2 separate regions of the Homo sapiens genome follow, and region 2 is linked to region 1. Evidence: read pairs that join two places in POLR2A ChIA-PET (ENCODE). Cell type or tissue: endothelial cell of umbilical vein. All regions are shown on one strand. Links, peaks and the distances in the headings refer to the core of each region. The heading gives the core; the rest is flanking DNA. Region 1 has its middle 13 kb from the start of HIP1. Region 2 has its middle 28 kb from the start of CCL24.

Evidence for each region. Peaks named below come from ENCODE experiments on the same cell type or tissue, not always from the same donor. Only the 100,000 strongest peaks of a DNase experiment are listed, where the experiment ranks them.
Region 2: POLR2A ChIA-PET joins it to region 1 with 5 read pairs; 3 of 35 experiments call an interaction of 5 or more read pairs at or near these places.

Annotation. Positions count from the first base shown.
Region 1 is chr7:75,746,937-75,756,794 of GRCh38, forward strand. No RefSeq gene overlaps it. Among named protein-coding and RNA genes, the nearest start is that of HIP1, 13 kb to the left of the region's middle. In endothelial cell of umbilical vein, for the core only: no CTCF peak of the experiment used is centred there; no DNase peak of the experiment used is centred there.
Region 2 is chr7:75,835,662-75,847,553 of GRCh38, forward strand. It overlaps the pseudogene LOC100129130. Among named protein-coding and RNA genes, the nearest start is that of CCL24, 28 kb to the left of the region's middle. RefSeq lists an enhancer at 7,272-7,491. In endothelial cell of umbilical vein, for the core only: no CTCF peak of the experiment used is centred there; DNase peaks (open chromatin) are centred at 7,040 and 7,390; H3K27ac peaks cover 1,615 bases.

The DNA of each region.
Region 1 (9,858 bases), core at 1,680-6,679:
GCTACTTGGAAAGCTAAGACAAGAGGATTGCTTAAGCCCAGGAGTTCAAGGCTGCAGTGAGCTATGATTGTCCCACTGCACTCCAGCCTGGGTGACAGAGCAAGACCCTGTCTAAAAAAACAAACAGGCCAGGCACAGTGGCTCAAGCCTGTAATCCCAGCACTTTGGGAGGCCGAGGTGGGCAGATCACTTGAGGTCAGGTGTTCAAGATCAGCCTGGCCAACATGGTGAAACCCCTCTCTACTAAAAATACAAAAATTAGCCAGGCGTGGTGGCATACACCTGTAGTCCCAGCTACTTGGGAGGCTGAGGCAGGAGAATCACTTGAACCTGGGAGGCAGAGGTTGCAGTGAGCCGATATTGTGCCATTGCACTCCAGCCTGGGAGACAGAGCAAGACACAGTCTAAAAATAAATAAATAAGAATAAAAATAAGATAAATAAAAAACAAACAAAAAGCACATCCTACACAAGAAAGTAAGTGCCAGAAAGGCCAGGTGCAGTGGCTCACACCTGTAATCCCAGCACTTTGGGAGGCTGAGTCAGGCAGATCACCTGAGGTCAGGAGTTCAAGACCAGCCTCGCCAACATGATGAAACCCTGTCTCTACTAAAAATACAAAAATTAGCTGGGCGTGGTGGCGCACATCTGTAATCCCAGCTACTTGGGAGGCTGAGGCAAGAGAATTGCTTGAACACGGGAGGCGGAGGTTGCAGTGAGCCAAGATCGTGCCAGTGCACTCCAGCCCTGGCGACAGAGCCAGACTCTGTTTCAAAAAAAAAAAGTAAGTGCTAAAATAGAATGATGAGAATGCCATGTTTCTCCAGATGTTTGGGGGATTAAACAAGAAGAGCATCTCATTTATTCAAAAGTATATTTCTCAAGGCCAGACACGGTGGCTCATACCTGTAATCCTAGCACTTTGGGAGGCTGAGGTGGATGGATCACCTGAGGTCAGGAGTTTGAGACCAGCCTGGCCAACGTAGTGAAACCCATCTCTACCAAAAAATACAGGTGGCGTGCACCTGTAATCCCAGCTACTTGGAAGACTGAGGCACGAGAATTGCTTGAACCTGGGAGGCAGAGGTTGCAGTGAGCTGAGACAGTGCCAGCGCACTCCAGCCTGGGTGGCAGAGTGAGACCCTGTCTCAAAAAAAAAAAAAAAAGATATCTGTCTGTATTTGCATGTATGAATGTGAAAAAAGGATAAAGTGGCCGGGCGCGGTGGCTCACACCTGTAATCCCAGGACTTTGGAAGGCCGAGGTGGGCGTATCACAAGGTCAGGAGATCGAGACCATCCTGGCTAACATGGTGAAACCCCGTCTCTACTAAAAATACAAAAAAATTAGCCGGCCGTGGCGGCAGGCGCCTGTAGTCCCTGCTACTGGGAAGGCTGAGACAGGAGAATGGCGTGAACCCGGGAGGCAGAGCTTGCAGTGAGTGGAGATCGCACCACCGCACTCCAGCCTGGGCGACAGAGCGAGACTCCGTCTCAAAAAAAAAAAAAAAAAGATAACGTTAGATCTAAAAATACTGACTTGTAGGGATGTCCATGAAATTTGAAAATTGTCAAGTGAAAAAGCAGGAAGTTGCAGAGTAGAGTGAATAGAATGATTCTACTTTGATAAAAACAAGCAAAAGAAAAATCCCATATAGCTGTATATATCCTTTTGTATGTGAAAGAATACACACACACACACACACACACACACACACACACACACAAGGCATGGAAGGATATAATCCCAGATGCTAGTTTTGGTTATAAGATGGAAGGAGGGTTTATATACAGAGGTTATTGTCTTTATATATACTTTAAAAATAAAGGCAGAAAACATAAAGATAAAATAGTTAACAAACACAGAAACAACAAAAACACACCCAAAGAAACAGCTGAGCGTGATGGCCCACATCTGTAGTCTCAACTACTTGGGAGGCTGAGGCGGGAGGATCACTCGAGCCCAGGAGTTCAAGGCCAGCTTGGGCAACATAGCAAGACCCCGTGCCTAAAAGAAAAGTACTCTCAGCTTATTACTAGCTAGTGTATATCAGGAACTCCAAGACTGAAAGCTGTATTATCTAAAGTCTTTGCCAGATCCTTTAAAAAAAAAAAAAATAGAGACAGGGTTTCACCATGTTGCCTAGGCTGCTCTCAAACTCCTGGGCTCAAGCAATCCTCCCTCCTCAACCTCCCAAAGTGCTGTGATTACAGGTATAAGCCACTGTGCCCGGCAAGTCTTTGCCAGATCTTGAAATGTTCATGTCAGTACTCAAAGTATTAATTGTGTGTGTCTGTCTGCACATGCAGGTGTGTATAGAAAGAGTCAGGGTAGATTGGAGACAAGGGTGGTGCTCAGTAACGGGGCAGCAGAGACCTGCCAGGAGTGGTCTTGGGTGCCCCATACCTTTATTTTTTTATTTTTTATTTTAATTTTTATGTATGTTTATTTTGAGACTGTGTTTCATTCTGTCACTCTGGCTGGAGTGCAGTGGCAAGACCACAGCTCACTGCAGCCTCAACCTCCTGGGCTCAGGTGATCCTCCCACCCCAGCCTCCTGGGTAGCTGGGACCATAGGCATGCACAATCCCCCCGGGTAATTTTTTCTTTTTTATGTAGCTACAAGGTTTTGCTATGTTACCCCAACTGGTCTCGAATTCCTGGGCTCAAGCAATCCTCCCGCCTAGGCCTCCAAAGTGCTGGGATTACAGGGATGAGCCAACGCGCCTGGCCCTATTTTTTTATTTTTTAGACTAGTCAAGTGGAGTAGTGAGAAGGCATTAAACAGTAGAACAAGGCCAGGCGCAATGGCTTATGCCTATAATCCCAGCACTTTGGGAGGCGGAGGCAGGTGGATCACTTGAGGTCAGGAGTTTGAGACCAGTCTGGCCAACATGATGAAACCAGGTATCTACTAAAAATACAAAAATTAGCCGGGTGTGGTGGTGCACCCCTGTATCCCAGCTACTCGGGAGGCTGAGGCAGGAGAATCGCTTGAACCCAGGAGGTGGAGGTTACAGTGAGTGGAGATCATGCCACTGCACTCCAGCCTGGGTGACAGAGTGAAGTAAGACTCTGTCTAAAAAAAAAAAAAAAAAAGCTGGGTGCAGTGGCTCATGCCTGTAATTCCAGTGCTTTGGGATACCGAGTTGGGTGGATCACCTGAAATCAGGAGTTCTGAGACCAGCCTGGCCAACATGATGAAACCCTGTCTCTGCTAAAAATACAAAAATTAGCCAGGCATGGCGGTGGTCGCCGTTAATCCCAGCTACTTGGGAGGCTGAAGCAGGGAGAATTGCTTGAACTCATGAGGCAGAGGTTGCAGTGAGCCAAAACTGCACCACTGCACTCCAGCCTGGGTGACAGAGCAAGACTCTGTCTCAAAAAAAAAAAAAAAAAGGAGTTTGATCTGTAACTGACTATGAACAATCAACTGAGATAAGAGGTAACTCAGCTACCTTCGGACCAGCCTGGCACCCCATTCCTCTATGGGTTGAACCAGGAGCTGGGGCAGAATCTGAAACTGGAGCCAGGAGCTGCACCAAGTCAGGAGCCAGGGAGGCAGGAACTGAGCCAAAATGGGAAGCCCAGCCAGACAGGCAGCCCACAAGCCAGGAGTAGGGAGACAGCTCGGAATTGGCCCAGGTGATGGATGGGATCAAGTGTCCGCAGGACAAGTTGATCTCATCCTACACTAGCAAAATAATGCCATGGCCCAAGATGAGGCATCCTTTGAGGGAAAGATACAAGATCATTTGTGGACAAGCTGAGTTTCAAATGCCACACAGAGATGGCCATCAGGCAGTGGGACCATCCAAAGGGTTGTCAGAGCTGTCAGCTTAGTGTCACCCTCATAGAGATGACAGATGAAGCAGTGGGCCTCGATTAGAAGAGAGAAGGGGGGCTGGGTGTGGTGGCTCACGCCTGTAATCTCAGCACTTTGGGAGGCTGAGGTGGGTGGATCACCTGAGGTCAGCCTGGCCAACATGGCGCAACCCCGTCTCTACCAAAAATACAAAAATTAGCTGGGCGTGGTGGCGGGCACCTGTAATCCCAGCTACTTGGGAGGCTGAGGCAGGAGAATTGCTTGAATCTGGGAGGCAGAGGTTGCGTGAGCTGAGATTGCACCACTGCACTCCATCCTGGGCGACAAGAGCAAGACTCCATCTTAAAAACAAATAAACACTAACTGATAGGGATATAAGTCAAAATAGGAAAAAAAAAAGTGGATATCTCTGGGATATCATATGTCTCCCAGGATATAAACTGGAACTCAAGCAGTAAGCATGACTGAGTGGAAAGTGGCATGAAGTTATCTTCTAAGGAACTACAATGTTGCATATCTTCTGTGATAGTAACATGGGTATATAACTATGTAATGCTTCTTCAGGCTATACACTTAAGATTAGTATACTTCATATACTTTACAGGCTGGGCGAAGTGGCTCACACCTGTAATCCCAGTACTTTGGGAGGCCGAGGCAGGTGGATCTCTTGAGGTGAGGAGTTCGAGACCAGCTAGGCCAACGTGGCGAAACCCCGTCTCTACTGAAAATACAAAAATTAGCCAGGCGTGGTGGCTCACACTTGTAATCCCAGCTACTCAGGAGGCTGATGCAGGAGAATCACTTGAACCCAGGAGGTAGAGGTTGCAGTGAACTGGGATTGCCTGGCGACAGAGTGAGACTCCGTCTCAAAGAAAAGAAAAAAGAAAGAACTTTGGGAAGCTGAGACAGGAGGATCACTTGAGGCCAGGAGTTTGAGACCAGACTGGGCAACATAGTGAGATCACTGTGTCTACAAAACATAAAAAAAATTAGCTGATGCTGGTGGCTACAAATTTTTTTTTTTGAGATGGAGTTTCACTCTTGTCATCCAGGCTGAAGTGCAATGGTGCAATCTCGGCTCACTGCAACCTTCGCCTCCCGGGTTCAAGTGATTCTCCTGCCTCAGCTTCCCGAGTAGCTGGGAATACAGGGATGCACCACCACGCCCAGCTAACTTTTTTTGTATTTTAGTAGAGATGGGGTTTCACCATGTTGGTCAGGCTGGTCTCGAACTCCTGATCTCAAATGATCCACCTGCCTCGGCCTCCCAAAGTGCTGGGATTACAGGTGTGAGCCAACATGCCTAGTCGAAAATTTTTTTTAAATTAGTAGAGTGTGTTGGCACATGCCTGTAGTCCCAGCTACTCTAAAGGCTGAGGTGGGGGGATCACTTGAGTCTGGGAAGCCGAGGCTGCAGTGAGCTATGATCACACTGCTGCACTCCAACTTGGGCAACAGAGCTGGATGCTATCTCAAAATAATCTTTTTAAAACAAATAGTTATCTAAGGCTAATAACAACCAGTAAAAGCAGTCTCTGGCCAGGCACTGTGGCTTGCATCAGTAATCCCAGCACTTTGGGAGGCCAATGCAGGAGGATTGCTTGAGGCCAGGAGTTTGAGACCCGCCTAGGCAACATAGCAAGACCCCATCTCTACAAAGAATAAAAGAAAAAATTAGCTGGACATGGTGGTGCATGCCTGTAGTCTCAGCTACTGGGGAGACTGAGTTGGGAGGATCACTTAAGGGCAGAAATTTGAGGCTGCAGTGAGCTATGATTGTGCCATTGTGCTCCAGCCTGGGCGACAGAGTCAGACTCTACCTCTAAAAAAAAAAAAAAGGTTTTTTTTTTTTTGAGGCAGTCTTGCTCTGTCACCCAGGCTGGAGTGCAGTGGTGCGATCTTGGCTCACTGCAACCTCCACCTCCTGAGTTCAAGCGATTCTCCTGCCTCAGCCTCCTGAGTAGCTCGGATTACAGGCATGTGCTGCCACACCCGGCTAATCTTTGTATTTTCTTTAGGGTGGGGGGACGGAGTCTTGCTCTGTAGCCCAGGCTGGAGTGCAGTGGCATGATCTTGGCTCACTGCAACCTCCGCCTCCTGGGTTCACGCCATTCTCCTGCCTCAGCCTCCCAAATAGCTGGCACTACAGGTGCCCGCCACCATGCCCAGCTAATTTTTGTATTTTTAGTAGAGACGGGGTTTCACCATGTTAGCCAGGATGGTCTCGATCTCCTGACCTCATGATCCGCCCTCCTTGGCCTCCCAAAGTCCTGGGATTACAGGCGTGAGCCATCGCGCCCGGCCTAATCTTTGTATTTTTAGTAAAGATGGGATTTTGCCATGTTGTCCAGGCTGGTCTTGAACTCCTGACCTCAGGTGATCCGCCCGCCTCGGCCTCCCAAAGTGCTGGGATTACAGGCGTGAGCAAAAATTTGTTTAAAAATTCCAAATAGTTCTCTAAGGCTAATAACAACAAACAAAACCAGCCTCTTTCACTTCCCGTCCTTTCCTCTCCTTTCCTTTCCCCTACCTCCCCTCTTTTGTCTGACTCTCACTTTCCAGAGCAGCCCTGGGAAATCTTTATTATTATTATTATCATTATTTTAAAATAGAGACGGGGTCTTGAAATCCTGGGCTCAAGCCCTCCTCCCACCTCGGCCTCCCAAAGTGCTGGGATTACAGACATGAGCCACAGTGCCCGACCTAAAAATAAAATTCTAAGTCCTCAACAAACTCAACCCCTGTTGGCCCAGGAAACCCCAGAGAAAGCTTGGAGGCTGAGTTCACAGGCCGTGACAGGAAGAGAGATCAGACACAGCTCATTATCCCCACTCCCTCACTAACTACCATTAGACTTTCTTCCCTAGGGGCTAAACGGAAACCAGCCCTTTCAGTTTTTCATTATTACCAATAATGTCCCTTACTAGCTCTTCCTCACAGATACGGAACAAAGACAAGATGAGATTCATCCCTTCTGCACCTCTCCCCAAGACACCTGCCTTCTCTATTCCCTTTACCTTCAAATGCACACCTTATCTTATGTAAAATGTAGACTCACTGGGCACAAGTAGGCAATCACTCATCTCATTGCCACCACCCTACCTTTTCCTTTTTTTTTTTTTTTGAGATGGAGTCTCAGTCTGTCGCCAGGCTGGAGTGCAGTGGCACGATCTCGGCTCACTGCAACCTCCAACTCTCAGGTTCAAACGATTCTCCTGCCTCAGCCTCCCGAGTAGCTGGGATTACAGGCACGCGCCAACACCCCCAGCTAATTTTTGTATTTTTAGTAGAGACGGGATTTCACCATGTTGGCCAGGATGGTTTCACTCTCCTGACCTTGTGATCTGCCCGCCTTGGCCTCCCAAAGTGCTGGGATTACAGGCGTGAGCCACCGCGCTCAGCCTTTTTTTTTTTCTTTTTTTACAGTCTCGCTCTGTCACCCAGGCTGGAGTGCAATGGCATGATCATAGCTCGCTGCAGACTCAATCTCCTAGAGTCAAATCGATCCTCCTGCTTCAGCCTCCCAAGTAGGAAGGACTATAGGTACATGTCACCACGCCTGGCTAATTTTTTTTTTTTTTTTTTTAGAGACGGAGTCTTGCACTGTCACCCAGGCTGGAGTACAGTGGCACAATCTCAGCTTACTGCAACCTCCACCTCCTGGGTTGTGTGAACTGTAATTGTGCCACTGCACTCCAGCCTGGGTGACAAAGCAAGTCCCTCTCTCTAAAAAACGGGGAAAAAAAATGCCAGGTGCGGTAGCTCACGCCTGTAATCCCAGCACATTGGGAGGCTGAGGCAGGCGGATCACCTGAGGTTGGGAGTTTGAGACCAGCCACCCCAACATGGTGAAACGCTGTCTCTACTAAAAATACAAAAATTAGCTGGACGTGGTGGTGCATGCCTGTAATCCCAGCTACTCGGGAGGGAGGCTGAGGCAGGGAGAATCGCTTGAATCCAGGAGGCGGAGGTTGCAGTGAACCGAGATCACACCACTACACTCTAGCCTGGGTGACAGATCGAGGGAAAAAAAGGAAAAAAACAAGAGCTGACACGGCAATGGAGTTGTTTTTTTTTTGTTCTTTTTTGTTTGTTTGTTTGTTTGTTCTGAGACGGAGTCTTGCTCTGTTGCCAGGCTGGAGTGCATTGGCACGATCTTGGCTCACTGTAACCTCCGCCTCCTGGGTTCAAGGGATTCTCCTGCCTCAGCCTCCCGACTAGCTGGGACTACAGGTGCGCACCACCACACCCAGCTAATTTTTGCGTTTTTAGTAGAGATGGGGTTTCACCATGTTGGCCAGGATGGTCTCTATCTCTTGACCTGGTGATCCACCTGCTTTGGCCTCCCAAACTGCTAGGATTACAGGCGTGAGCCACTGCGCCCGGCCAGACTTTTTTTTTTTTTTTTTGAGATGGAATCTCACTCTGTCACCCAGGCTGGAGTATAGTAGTGCGATCTCGGTGCTCTGCAACCTCTGCCTCCCGGGTTCAAATGATTCTCCCTGCCTCAGCCTCCCGAGTAACGGGGATTACAGGCATGCGCCAGGATGCCCGGCTAATTTTTGTATTTTTAGTAGAGATGGGGTTTTGTCATGTTGGCCAGCCTGGTCTCGAACCTCTGACCTCAGGTGATCCACCTGCCTCGGCCTCCCAAAGTGCTGGGATTACATGTGAGAGCCACCACCCCTGGCCTGTAATGGACTTCTGTTAACCACTTACTACATAGCAGGCTCTGTCTCTGAGCTTTTTATCCATTATCTCATGAAGTCTTTGTAGCAACCTGATGAGCCTAGTATCATTACAATCTCCATTTTACCAGTAAGGAAACCAGGGTTAATGGAGGATTCAGGTTCAAGAACTTAGCTCAGATCACACAGCTAATAAATGGTGGAACCAAGCCCAGGCAACTGGAGTCCAAGCTTGTGCTCCCAGCCATGCTCAACACCACCTGCAACATAGAGATCACGTGTGTGTGCAGCAGGGCTCACTATAAGAAAACTGCTCGAGGCCGGACGCGGTGGCTTACGCTTGTAATCCCAGCACTTTGGGAGGCCAAGGTGGACAAATTTCTTGAGCTCAGGGGTTCGAGACCAGCCTGGGCAACATGGCAAAACCCCATCTCTACTACACACACACACACACACACACACACACACACACACACACACACAAATTAGCCAGGCGTGGTGGTACATGCTGTGGTCCCAGCTACTCAGGAGGCTGAAGTGAGAGGATCGCTTGAGCCTGGGAGGTCGAGGCTGCAGTGAGCCGAGATGGTGCCACTGCACTCCAGCCTGGGTGACAGAGCAAGACCCTATCTCAAAAAAAAAAAAAAAAAACCCAAAACAAAACAAAACAAAAAAACTGCTTATACATGGAAGGAGTTATCATTGCTTAAGACTCTGAGGTCCAAGAAGGGGCAGTGACCTCTTTGTCACAGTGACCCCTTCATGAAGCACTGGAGCCACTGGTTGGGAGCAGGGAGGAAAAGTCATCTAGGCTGTCACCCTGCTCCTCCCAGGAGGGTGGATATCCAGCCTGGTGCCTCCCAGCTTGCCCTGTCTCAGCTCTTATGAACTTGGTGGATGTCTGACTGCCCCAGGAGAGCTTTAATGGAACCGTAGAGTCACAGCCTCAGCTGAAACAGTGGATTCTTAATGGAGAAGACAAGGTCATTACCAAACACAGCAGGAAGGCAGAGGACGGGGAAAAAAAATAAAAAGAGTGGTTTCTATGGAAGCAGCCCCATTCCAGCCGATCCTCGGCTCATATTCCCAACCAGGACTTCTGTTTCTGCTCCAGGTATCCCATGTCTTCTGAGGCCAAAGTTCATCTTTGTGCCTGGGTTCCTTGCCTGCCAGAGGCTCACCTCACCTGGGTCCTCACCCCCCAGCTTCTGTCCTATCCCAGAACATATTGGAATTTGGGCCTGAAGGTTGGAGAGGATTAGCTCACAGGCAGGGACAAGTTTATTTAGGAAAAGCTTCCTAGCGATTCTAAGATGCGGCTGCCTCTCCCCTGTTGCCGACTGAT
Region 2 (11,892 bases), core at 3,952-8,951, 91 kb after region 1:
CAGTGGTGCCGGCGTGGAGACGGGTGGGAAACTGCTGGTGTCCAATCTAGGTTTTGAAGTATCAGACACTGATATTTGGGAACTCTGCAGAATTTGGAACGCTGAAGAAGGCGGCTGTGCACTACGATGGCTCTGGCCGCAGCTTAGGATCAGCAGACATGCGCTTTGAGCGGAAGGCACACGCCCTGAAGGCCATGAAGCAGTACTACGGCACCCCTCTGGCTGGCCGCCCTGTGAACATTCAGCTTGTCACATCACAGATTGATACATAACAGACACCTGCACAGAGCGTAAACAGAGGTGGCATGACTAGAAACCGTGGCGCTGGAGGTTTTGGTGGTAACGGAGGCACCCGGGGAGGCACCCGGGGAGGCACCCGTGGAGGCGACCGGGGAAGAGGCAGAGGCGCCGGCAGGAATTCAAAGCAGCAGCTTTTCGGCAGAGGAGATGGACGCCTATAATGCCAGAATGGACACCAGTTAAGCAGACCAGCAAATCCGCGTGCGCAACAGGACCCAGGCGGCTCCTCTCGCTCCATGGTGGGGAGGCCGTGGCTGGGGCTGTGTGGCCAATGATGGATTTGTTTCTTTTGTGTTTTAAAGTAGGATTTAAAAACTCGTGTAAAGATGTTTTTTCTTTCTTTCTTTGTTTTTAAATTCTGAAACAGAAAAAAAAAATCCCACGTTCACGTGTTGAAAGTTTGAAATACCGGCCGGGCGCAGTGGCTCACGCCTGTAATCCCAGCACTTTGGGAGGCCGAGGCGGGCGGATCACAAGGTCAGGAGATCGAGATCATCCTGGCTAACACTGTGAAACCCCGTCTCTACTAAAAGTACAAAAAATTAGCCGGGCACGGTGGCGTGCACCTGTAGTCCCAGCTACTCTCGGGAGGCTGAGGCAGGACAATGGCGTGAACCCGGGAGGCAGAGCTTGCAGTGAGCCAAGATCGCGCCACTGCACTCCAGCCTGGGCGACAGAGCGAGACTCCATCCCAAAAAAAAAGACTGAAATACTGTTAAGATGACAATAGTCCCCAGATGACCTACAGATTTAACACAACCCCTAGCAAAATCTCATGTGGTTTCTTTGCAGAAACCAGTTCTTTGACAAGCTGACTCTAAAATTCATATGGAAATTCAAAGGACCCAGATTTCAAAACTTAATACAAAACTACAATAATCAAGACAGCTTGATCCTGGCATACGGATGGACATATAGATCAATGGAATAGAATTGACAGTCTAGAAATAAACCCTCACATTTACAGTCAATTGATTTTTGACAAGAGTGCCAAGGCCATTCAATGGAGAAAGAAGTATATTCAACAGGTGGTGCTAGAACAATTGAATATCCGCCCGCAAGAGAAAGAAGTGCAACTGCTACCACATACCATATACAAAAATTAACTTGGCTGGGCGCGCTGGCTCATGTCTGTAATCCTAGCACTTTGGAAGGCCGAGGTGGGAGGATTGCTTGAGGCTAAGAGTTCAAGACCAACCTGGCAAACATGGCGAGACTTCATCTATTAAAAAAAAAAAATTAACTCGGCCGGGCGCGGTGGCTCACGCCTGTAATCCCAGCACTTTGGGAGGCCAAGGCGGACGGATCACGAGGTCAGGAGATCGAGACCATCCTGGCTCACACGGTGAAACCCTGTCTCTACTAAAAATACAAAAAATTAGCCAGGCGTGGTGGCGGGTGCCTGTAGTCCCAGCTACTGGGGAGGCTGAGGCAGGCGAATGATGTGAACCCAGGAGGTGGAGCTTGCAGCGAGCCGAGATCACGCCACTGCAGTCCAGCCAGGGCAACAGAGCAAGACTACATCTCAAAAAAAAAAAACTCAGCATGGATCAAATACCTAAATGTAAGAGCCAAAACTATAAAATATAGGGAAGAAATATAGGGGTAAATTTGTTTCTCTGTTACCCAGGCTGGAGTGCCATGGCGTGACTGTAGTTCACTACAGCCCCCAACACCTGGGCTCAAGTGATCCTTCCACCTCAACCTCAGAAGTAGCTGAGACTACAGGTGTGCACCACCATGCCTGGCTAATTTTGTTTATTTTTTTATAGGAATGAGGTCTCACTATGTTGCCCAGACTTGTCTCAAACTCCTGGCCTCAAGTGATCCTTCTGCCTTGTGACACTTGAAATTTATTTCAAAATAATAAGGAGGCAATATGAAACATTAAAAAAAAAAATTGGGGCCAGGCAGGGTGGCTGCATGTGTAGTCTCAGCTACTGGGGAGGCTGAGATGGGAGAATCACTTGAGCCCAGGAGGTCGAGGCTGCAGTGAGCCATGATCTCGCCACTTCACTCTAGCCTGGGCAACAGAGCAAGATCCTGTCTCAAAAAAAAAAAAAAAGGAATCATAAGACTTTTGCTTAAGAATTGCTGGGCAGGCACAGTGGCTCACGCCTGTAATCCCAGCACTTTGGGAGGCCGAGGTGGGCAGATCACCTGAGGTCAGGAGTTCGAGACTAGCCTGGCCAACATGGGGAAACCCCGTCTCTACTAAAAAAAAAAACAAAAATTTGCTGGGCATGGTGGCATGTGCCTGTAATCCCAGCTACTGGGGAGGCTGAGGCATGAGAATCGCTTGAACTGGGGAGGCGGAGGTTGCAGTGAGTTGAGATCGTGCCATTGCACTCCAGCCTGGGCAACAAGAGCGAAACTCAGTCTCAAAAAAAAAAAAACAAAGAATTGCTTAAGATATTTTTCAGATCCTGAATTCCAGCAAAACAGCTGATGTCAACCAGTTTGAAGACCCCCGCAGGGGAAGAGAATGAGCATGAGAACCCAGCTTCTTCATCTCCCTGTCCCGTGACTTCACCCCGCACACTTCCGCCCATCAACCACCTCCACGCTTCAGCCCACTCCAAAACTCTGAAAAACCCTAACTCCAAATTCCTGGGGGAGATGAATTTGAGGTTTCCTCCATCTCCTCGTTTGGTGGCCTTATGAAGAAACCTCCTTCTCTACTGCAACCTGGTGTATCTGTGTATTGACTTGCCGTGAATATCAGACAAAGGACCTATCTGCAGGTACTCTACATTGTTGGTGGCGATGTAAAATGGTCCAGTACCGTGGAAAAGCAGTTCCTCTAAATGTAAACATAGAATCACTAGGCTGGGCACGGTGGCTCATGCCTGTAATCCTAGCACTTTGAGAGGCTGAGGTGGGTGGATCACTTGAGGTCAGGCGTTCAAGACCAGCCTGGCCAATATGGTGAAACCCCGTGTCTACCAAAAATACAAAAAAAAAAAAAAAAAAAAAAGTAGCTGAGCATGGTGGTGCATGCCTGTAATCCCAGTTACTGGGGAGGTTGAGGCAGGAGAACCGCTTGAACCTGGGAGGCAGAGGTTGCAGTGAGCTGAAATCGTGCCACTGCACTCCAGCCTGGGTGACAGAGCGAGAGTCTGTCTCAAAAAACAAACAAACCCAGAATCACTAGATGACCCAGTATATTAAGCATGTATCTTTATTTTCTGCATTTTGATTCTTTTTTGTTTTGTTTTGTTTTCGAGACAGAGTCTTGCTGTGTTGCCCAGGCTGGAGTGCAGTGGTGCGAGCTTGGCTCCCTGCAACCTCTGCCTCCTGGGTTCAGGCTATCCTCATGCCTCAGCCTCTCTTGTAGCTGGGACTACAGGCACGCAACATCATGCTCAGCTAATTTTTGTATTTTTAGTAGAGATGGGGTTTCACCATGTTGGCCAGGTTCCTTGACCTCCTTGAACTTGAACTCCTGACCGCAGGTGATCTGCCTGCCTTAGCCTCCCAAAGTGCTGGGATTATAGGCATGAGCCACCATGCCTGGCTCATGGAAGGCCTGTATTTTGATTCTATTTTTTGACATCTGGGGCCTTGCTGGTGCTAGAGGAGGAAACTGACCCTCCCAGGGTTAGCTAATACCGAGAGATACCAAACAACTCATAGTTAGGAGTTTTTTAGGGTTTTGGAGTAGGCTGAAGTGTGGAGGTGGTTGATGGCTGGGGGTATACCTTTTTGTTTTGTTCTGATTTTTTATATTTTAGACACAGAGTAGCCAGGCGCGGTGGCTCACGCCTGTAATCCCAGCACTTTGGGAGGCTGAGGTGGGTGGATCACGAGGTCAGGAGATCGAGACCATCCTGGCTAACATGGTGAAACCCCGTCTCTACTAAAAATACAAAAAAATTAGCAGGGTGTGGTGGCGGGTGCCTGTAGTCCCAGCTACTCAGGAGGCTGAGGCAGGAGAATGGCATGAACCCGGAAAGTGGAGCTTGCAGTGAGCCGAGATCGCGCCACTGCACTCCAGCCTGGGCAACAGAACAAGACTCCATCTCAAAAAAAAAAAAATAGACAGAGTCTCACTCTGTTGTCCAGGCTGCAGTGTGATGGTGCGATCAGAGCTCACTACAGCTTTGAACTCCCAGGCTCAAGTGATCCTTCTGCTTCAGTCTCCCAAGTAGCTGGGACTACAGGCCTGTAATACCATACCTGGCTATTTCAAACAGTTTTTATAGAGGCAGGGTCTTGCTATGTTGCCCAGGCTGGTCTCAAACTCCTGGCCTCAAAAGATCTTCCTGCCTCAGCTTCCTGAATACCTGGGACTACAGGTGCATGCACCACCTCAGTCACCTGTGATTGATTTTTAATAGAGATGGGGTCTTGCTATGTTGCCCAGACTGGTTTGAAACTCCTGAGCTCAAGCAATCCTCCCGCCTTGGCCTCCCAGAGTGTTGGGATTAAAGGTGTGAGCCACTGCCTCCGGCTTGTCTATTTGTTTTTAACAATCCTTTAAAAATACAAAAACAATCTTAACACTGTGGGCTGTACACTGTAGCCTACGAGTGGATTTGGTCTACAGGCTAGAGTTTTCCAATCCCTTAATCCAGATGCTTCCAGCTGAGTCTTGGAAGGGGCTGCAGTCAGAGGCCATAGGCACCAACCTGCCCACAGGATCTCTTCCAATATGATTCCTCCCCAACTCCCATCCTCAGTCATTGCAATAGGAGTCAATTTCTAGTGAAACTGTATTAGTCAAGGCTCTCAAACAGAGTGAATAGGATATACATACAGAGAGAGAAAAATAATCCTTTCATTATTTTAAAGCACTGGCTTAGGCTGGGCGCGGTGGCTCATGCTTGTAATCCCAGCACTTTGGGAGCCGAGGCAGGCAGATCACCTGAGGTCAGGAGTTCAAGACCAGCCTGGTCAACATGGAGAAACCCCGTCTCTACTAAAAATACAAAAAATTAGCTGGGTATAGTGGTGCATGCCTGTAGTCCCAGCTAGTCGGGAGGCTGAGGCAGGAGAATCACTTGAACCCGGGAGGTGGAGGTTGCAGTGAGCTGAGATCATGCCATTGCACTCCAGCCTGGGCAACAAGAGCGAAATTCCGTCTCAAAAAATAAATAAATAAGAATTGGTTTAGGCCAGGCGTGGTGGCTCATGCCAGCACTTTGGGAGGCCAAGGCAGGCGGATCGCCTGAGGTCAGGAGTTCAAGACCAGGCTGCCCAACATGGTGAAACCCCATCTCTACTAAAAATACAAAAATTAGCCAGGCATGGTGGTGGGCACCTGTAATCCCAGCTACTTGGGAGACTGAGGCAGGAGAATCACTTGAATCTGAGAGGCGGAGGTTTCAGTGAGCTGAGATCATGCCATTGCACTCCAGCCTGGGCGACAAAAGTGAGATTCTGTCTCAAGAGAAAAAGAAAAAGAACTGGCTTCTGTAATTGCAGAGGCTGGCAAGTTCAAAATGTGTAGGGCAAGCTGGCAGGCTGGAGATCCAGGGAAGAGGTGGTGTTGCAGCCTCGTGTCTAAATTCTTCAGGCAGGCCAAGCAGGCTGGAAACCCAGCCAGGGTTTCTATGTTGCAGTGGAATCGAGGCCCAATTCCTTCTTCTTCAGGAAACCTCACTCTTTGACCTTAAAGCCTTCAAGTGATTGGATGAGACCTACCTGCTTTGTGGAGGGTCATCGTCTTTATTCAAAGTCTGCTGATTTAAATGTTCATCACAGCCAGGCACGGTGGCTCACGTTTGTAATCCCAGCACTTTGGGAGGCCGAGGCAGGAGGATCGCTTTGAGTTCAGGAGTTTGAGACCAGCCTGGGCAATATAGCGAGACCCTGTCTCTACAAAAAAAATAAAATAAAGCCAGGCGTGGTGGTGTGAGCCTGTAGTCCCAGCTACTTGGGAGGCTTAAGTGGGAGGATCACTTGAGTCTGGAAGGTTGAGGCTGCAGTGAGCTATGATCGCACCACTGCACTCCAGCCTGGGCGACAGAGCAAGACTCTGTCTCTAAAATAAAAATTAAAAAAGTTAATCATGTCTGAAAATTACCTTCATAGTAGCACCTAGACTGGTGTTAGCATCTAAACTGATGTCTAGACAGGCACCTTAGCATAGCCAAATTGTCAGAAAATTAGCTACAACATAGATCTTTTGTCTGTGCCTCAAAATCCAGGTTTAGCAGCCCTGGGGAGAGAAAAAGCTTTTGTTTTGTCTTTGAGACCCACCTCCCCAAGCTTCTTTTTTTTTTTTTTTTTTTGACACTGAGTCTCAGTCTGTCACCTAGGCTGGAGTGCTATAGTACGATCTTGGCTCACTGCAACCTCTGCCTCCCGGGTTCAAGCGATTCTCGTGCCTCAGCCTCCCAAGTAGCTGGGACCACAGGTGTGTGCCACCACACCCGGCTAATTTTTTTTTGTAATTTTAGTAGAGAAAGGGTTTTGCCATGTTGGCCAGGCTGGCCTTGGACTCCTGACCTCAAGTGATCAGCAGACCTTGGTGTCCCAAAGTTCTGGGATTATAGGTATTAGCCACCGCGCCCAGCCTTTTCATTTTTTTTTTTTTTTCTGTCTCCGAAGACTGGCCTCTTTCCAGGATGACTTTCAGTGAAATTTCCACTCCTTTCAGGGGAAACACAACTCCCACCCACACTGATAACAGACATTTCCTTCTTGCTGCATCAGGATGATGAGAATTGAAGTCTGGTTTAACCCTGTCCTTAACCTTCCCTGGGGCCCTGGATGGGTAGTTCTGTAGCTCCCGGCCTCTTGCTGACCACTGGACCAAAATACACAGAAGAATCCTATACAAGGTAAGCATTTGACGGATACCTCTTAGGTGGCCTCAGCTTTAGGAAGCTTTATTGGATCCAAAAATAGCTTTATTTCCCCAGGCCAGCCTCCCCACATACCTTGCCTCCAGCTTAGTGTCACAGTGCCTGTATCTCTGTGCGAAGAGTGATATTGGGGTGTTTGCAGGCTGGACTCAGAGCTGAAAGTCTCCCTGCCAAGTAGTGAGCATTTCACTATTCACGGAGGTGCCCCAGGGGCCAGCAGAGAGATTTCCAGAACAGGAAACACCCCCGCAGAAGTGGAGATCAACAGTAACAACAATGTATATTTCTAAACAGAACAGTGACTCATATTAAACATCTGTTTCACAATAGGGCCTTATATGCAAAACAACCCTAAGTATAGAAGGAGCCAAGAAACCAAAGAATGAGGCAGACAAATCCAGTTTGTCATCACGGGGTGTTTCACTGGGGGAACTATGGACAGAAGCATCGTCTTGGATGGCCACAAGGCAGGTAGATCTCCATGCTGTTACATCCCAGACTCAGGAACTATATACCATAAGGAAAGAATGCACATGCTCCAGAAGGAATGTGTAGGAATTTGCTTAAGGGCAGGATTTACAGTAAGTAGGAGTTCATCAAGGTTGATTTGATCCAAGTGTTACCAGAAAGGGGTCCCGATCCAGACCCCAACAGAGGGTTCTTGGATCTCGCGCCAGAAAGAATTCAGGGCAAGTTCATAAAGTAAAAGCAAGTTTATTAGGAAAGTAACGTGGTGAAGGACACAGCTACTCCACAGACAGGTTAGGAAGAGGAGGAATGTGTCCACCCTGGAGACAATACTTGTTTATATATAGCATAAGAAAAGATTATGGGGAGATGTGTTCTGCTACAAGGGTTTGTGATAAAGGATTAATTTTCTTACTGTATTTCGCAAGAATCGAAATTATCGTAGGAACGCTTCTGTTGTCAAGATATCGGGATATCAGGACACTCCTAAGTCTGGGTCTGTTTAGTAAACATTGTCAATCTGTTCCCTTAACTGTAAACATCTGGAGGCTAGGAATACCTCACTTTCTGGGAGTGCGGCCCAGCAAGCCCCAGCCTCATTTTTCTTAGCCCTCACTCAAGATGGAGTCACTCTGGTTCTAACGCCTCTGGCATAAGGGCAGGATTAATGGTAAGTATGCGCTTTTATATAAGGAATGATAGATAAACTGGAAATCTTAGAGGCATTCTTGGAACCAGGGTTAATCAGAAGCCTAGCTTCCAAGATGGAGTTATTTCAGCCTCCACAACATCTCTTCAGATAGATGGGACTTCACAGATTTCCCCAAGAATCACGGATAGAATTGGTTTGACAAGTGTGTGATTACATAGACCACTTTATGGCTCCCATAGAGGCTGGCATGATGGTTTACGCCTACAACCCCAGCACTTTGGGAGGCTGAGGCAGGAGGATTGATTGAACCCAGGAGTTCGAGACCAGCCTGGGCAACATAGGAGACCCTGTCTTTATTTTGTTTGTTTGTTTGTTTTGTGTTTTTTGAGACAATCTCACTCTCACTGCCAGACTGGAGTGCAGTGGCACAATCAGCTCATTGCAGCCTCGACCTCCTGGTCTCAAGCAATCGTCCTACCTCAGCCTCCTGAGTGGTGGGGACTACAGGTGCTTATCACCACACATGGCTAATTTAAAAAAAGAAAATTTGGAGCTGGGTTTGGTGGCTCACTCCCGTAATCCCAATACTTTGGGAGGCAGGCTAAGGCAGGTGGATCACCTGAGGTCGGAAGTTCAAGACCAGCCTGGCCAACATGGTGAAACCCCATCTCTACTGAAAATACAAAAATTAGCTGGGCATGGTGCTGTGCACCTGTAATCCCAGCTTCTCAGAAAGCTGAGGCAGGAGAATCACTTGAACCCGGAAGGTGGAGGTCGCAGTGAGCCGAGATCATGCCATTGCACTCCAGCCTCAGTGACAGAGTGAGACTCTGTATCAAAAAAAAAAAACAGAAAAAAAAAACTGTAGACAGGGTTTTACCATGTTGCCCAAGCTGCTCTCAAAGTCTTGAGCTCAAGCAATTCACCCGTCTCAGCTTCCCAAAGTGCTGGGATTACAAGTATGTGCCACTGTGCCTGACCTAAACAAAAGTTTATATATATGTATATATACACACACACATATATATGTGTGTGTATATATATGTATGTGTGTGTCTATATATATATATATATATGTATGTATGTATCTCAAAGAAATATATTTGTGGGTAAAATACTTTGATTTCTTTCAGGGCCTGCTATCTGTCATGCTGGTATCTCATTGCTAAAGAGTGTGTTTTGTCCATCTTAAGGTTTCTCTTTTCATGTTCATGCTTGTTGGCTATACCTGAATTTCAAAGGGAGGTGGGTATAATGAGGCATGTCCAAACACCCCTTCCCATGATGGCCTGTACTAGTGTTTCAGGTTAACTTTGGAATGCCCTTGGCTGAAAGAGGAGTCCATTCTGTTGATGGGGGTGCTTAGAATTTTATTTTTGGTTTGCACAGGAACTATTCACACTTGACAGCTCTTCAGATATTTTCAAACATGTTAGTCCCTGACTTTGGTTTTTTTTGTTCGTTTGGTTTGTTTGTTTTTTTGAGACAGAGTTTTGCTCTTGTTGCCCAGGCTAGAGTGTAGTGGCGTGATCTTGGCTCACTACAACCTCCGCCTCCCAGGCTCAAGCGATTCTCCTGCCTCAGCCTCCTGAGTAGCTGGAACTACAGGCACCCACCACCACGCCGGGCTAATTTTGTTTGTATTTTTAGTAGAGATGGGGTTGGCCAGGCTGGTCTTGAACTCCTGATCTCAGGTGATCCACCCACCTCGGCCTCCCAAAGTGCTGGGATTAGAGGCATGAGCCACCATGCCCAGCCAGTCCCTGACTCTTATATTCTGCAGGCGTTCAGCCATTCCTCATGTCACCTCTTTTCAAGTCCCCATCTCACCCATCTTAGCTCCTCCATGAACTTGATCTACCTATTTGGTGGTTTTCAACCCCGGTAGCACAATGGAATCACTCAGGGAGCTTTGACAAATGTAGATGCCTGAGAAAGCTTTAGGAGACTTCATGATTTTATTAAATACAAAGTGAAAAATGGTAATATAACAGTGGAAAATCTCAGAAGACACCACTTGAACCAAATGGTCAAGGTGAACATCTCCAGCAATGAGATATAATGCCATCATGAACCCTCTAATGTGATACACTAAAAAGGACACAGCTTGGAGGCTGAATACAGTAGCTCACACCTGTAATCCCAGCACTTTAGGAGGCTGAGGCAGGAGGATCACTTGAGCTCAGGAGTTTGAGATCAGCCTGGGCAACGTAATGAGACCCTGTGTTTACAAAAATATAAAAATTAGCTGGGCACGATGATGCATGCCTGTAATTCCAGCTACTCGGGAGGCTGAGGTGGGAAGATCACTTAAGCCCAGGAGGTCGAGGCTGCAGTGAGCTATGATTGCACCACTGTACTCCAGGCTGGGTGACAGAGTGAGACCCTGTCTCAAAAAATAAATAAAAAGGACACAACTGTACTATTACAGTCTCGTTGAGAAAAATGCATAGCCTCAATCTAACCACAAGAGAATATCAGACAAACCCAAATTGATGGGCATTCTACAAACTAACTGTCCAGTAGTCTTCAAAAGTGTCAAGACTGTGAAAGGGCAGGAATGTCTCAGTGCAGGCAGGAATGCCTCCGTGCCTCCAGCTGAGTAACGCTGACAGATGGCTGTAGACCTGGACAACATCTTGGCTACAACCTTAAGAGAAACCTTAAATCCAAACCATGTACCTAAGTCATTTCTGAATCCCTGACCAAAAAAAGTATGTAAAATAATCAATGTTTATTATTGGTGTTTTTTTTTCTTTGGAAACAGGGTCTCACTCTGTCACCCAGACTGGAGTGCAGTGGTGCAATCTTGGCTCACAGCAGCCTCAACATCCCAGGCTCAAGTGATCCTCCTACCTCAGCCTCCCTAGTAGCTGGGACTACAGGTATGCACCACCACACTTGGCTAATTTTAAAAAATTTTTTGTAGAAATGGATCTCACTATGTTGCTGAGGCTGGTTTTGTTTTTTTTTTTCCACTCTGTCATCCAGGCTGGAGTGCAGTGGGCCAATCTCAGCTCATTGCAACCTCCAGCCTCCCAGGCTCAAGCGATTCTCCTGCCTCAGCCTCCTGAGTAGCTGGGATTACAGGCACATGCCACCACCGCACCCGGCTAATTTTTGTATTTTTAGTAGAGAGGGGGTTTCACCATGTTGGCCAGGCTGGTCTTGGATTCCTGACCTCAGTTGATCCGCCCACTTCTGCCTCCCAAAGTGCTGGGATTACAGGCGTGAGCCACCGCACCCAGTTCACAGCTTCTTTTCTAAACCCCCGAGTCTTTTCCTGCAGTGCCTTGCCTCTCCTTTCTGGGATTTGGTCATGGCTTTGTGACCAGAGGCTTAGCTATTTCATCTCCTAAGAGTTGGACCTTTTCTCTAGCCTGTTAGGATCCTGAATGTCTCCTCTCCCACCCCCAGATTTGGGCACACATTCTTGAAAATCAGGCCTTTTTTTTAGAGACAGGGTCTTGCTCCATCACCCAGGCTGGAGTGCAGTGGTGCGATCATGGCTCACTGCAGCCTCAACCTCCTGGGCTCCAGCGATCCTCCTGCCTCAGCCTCCTGAGTAGCTGGGACCACAGGCACACACCACCACCCCCAGCTATTTTTCATGTGTGGTAGAGACAGGGCCTTGCTAAGTTTCCCAGGCTGGTCTCCAAT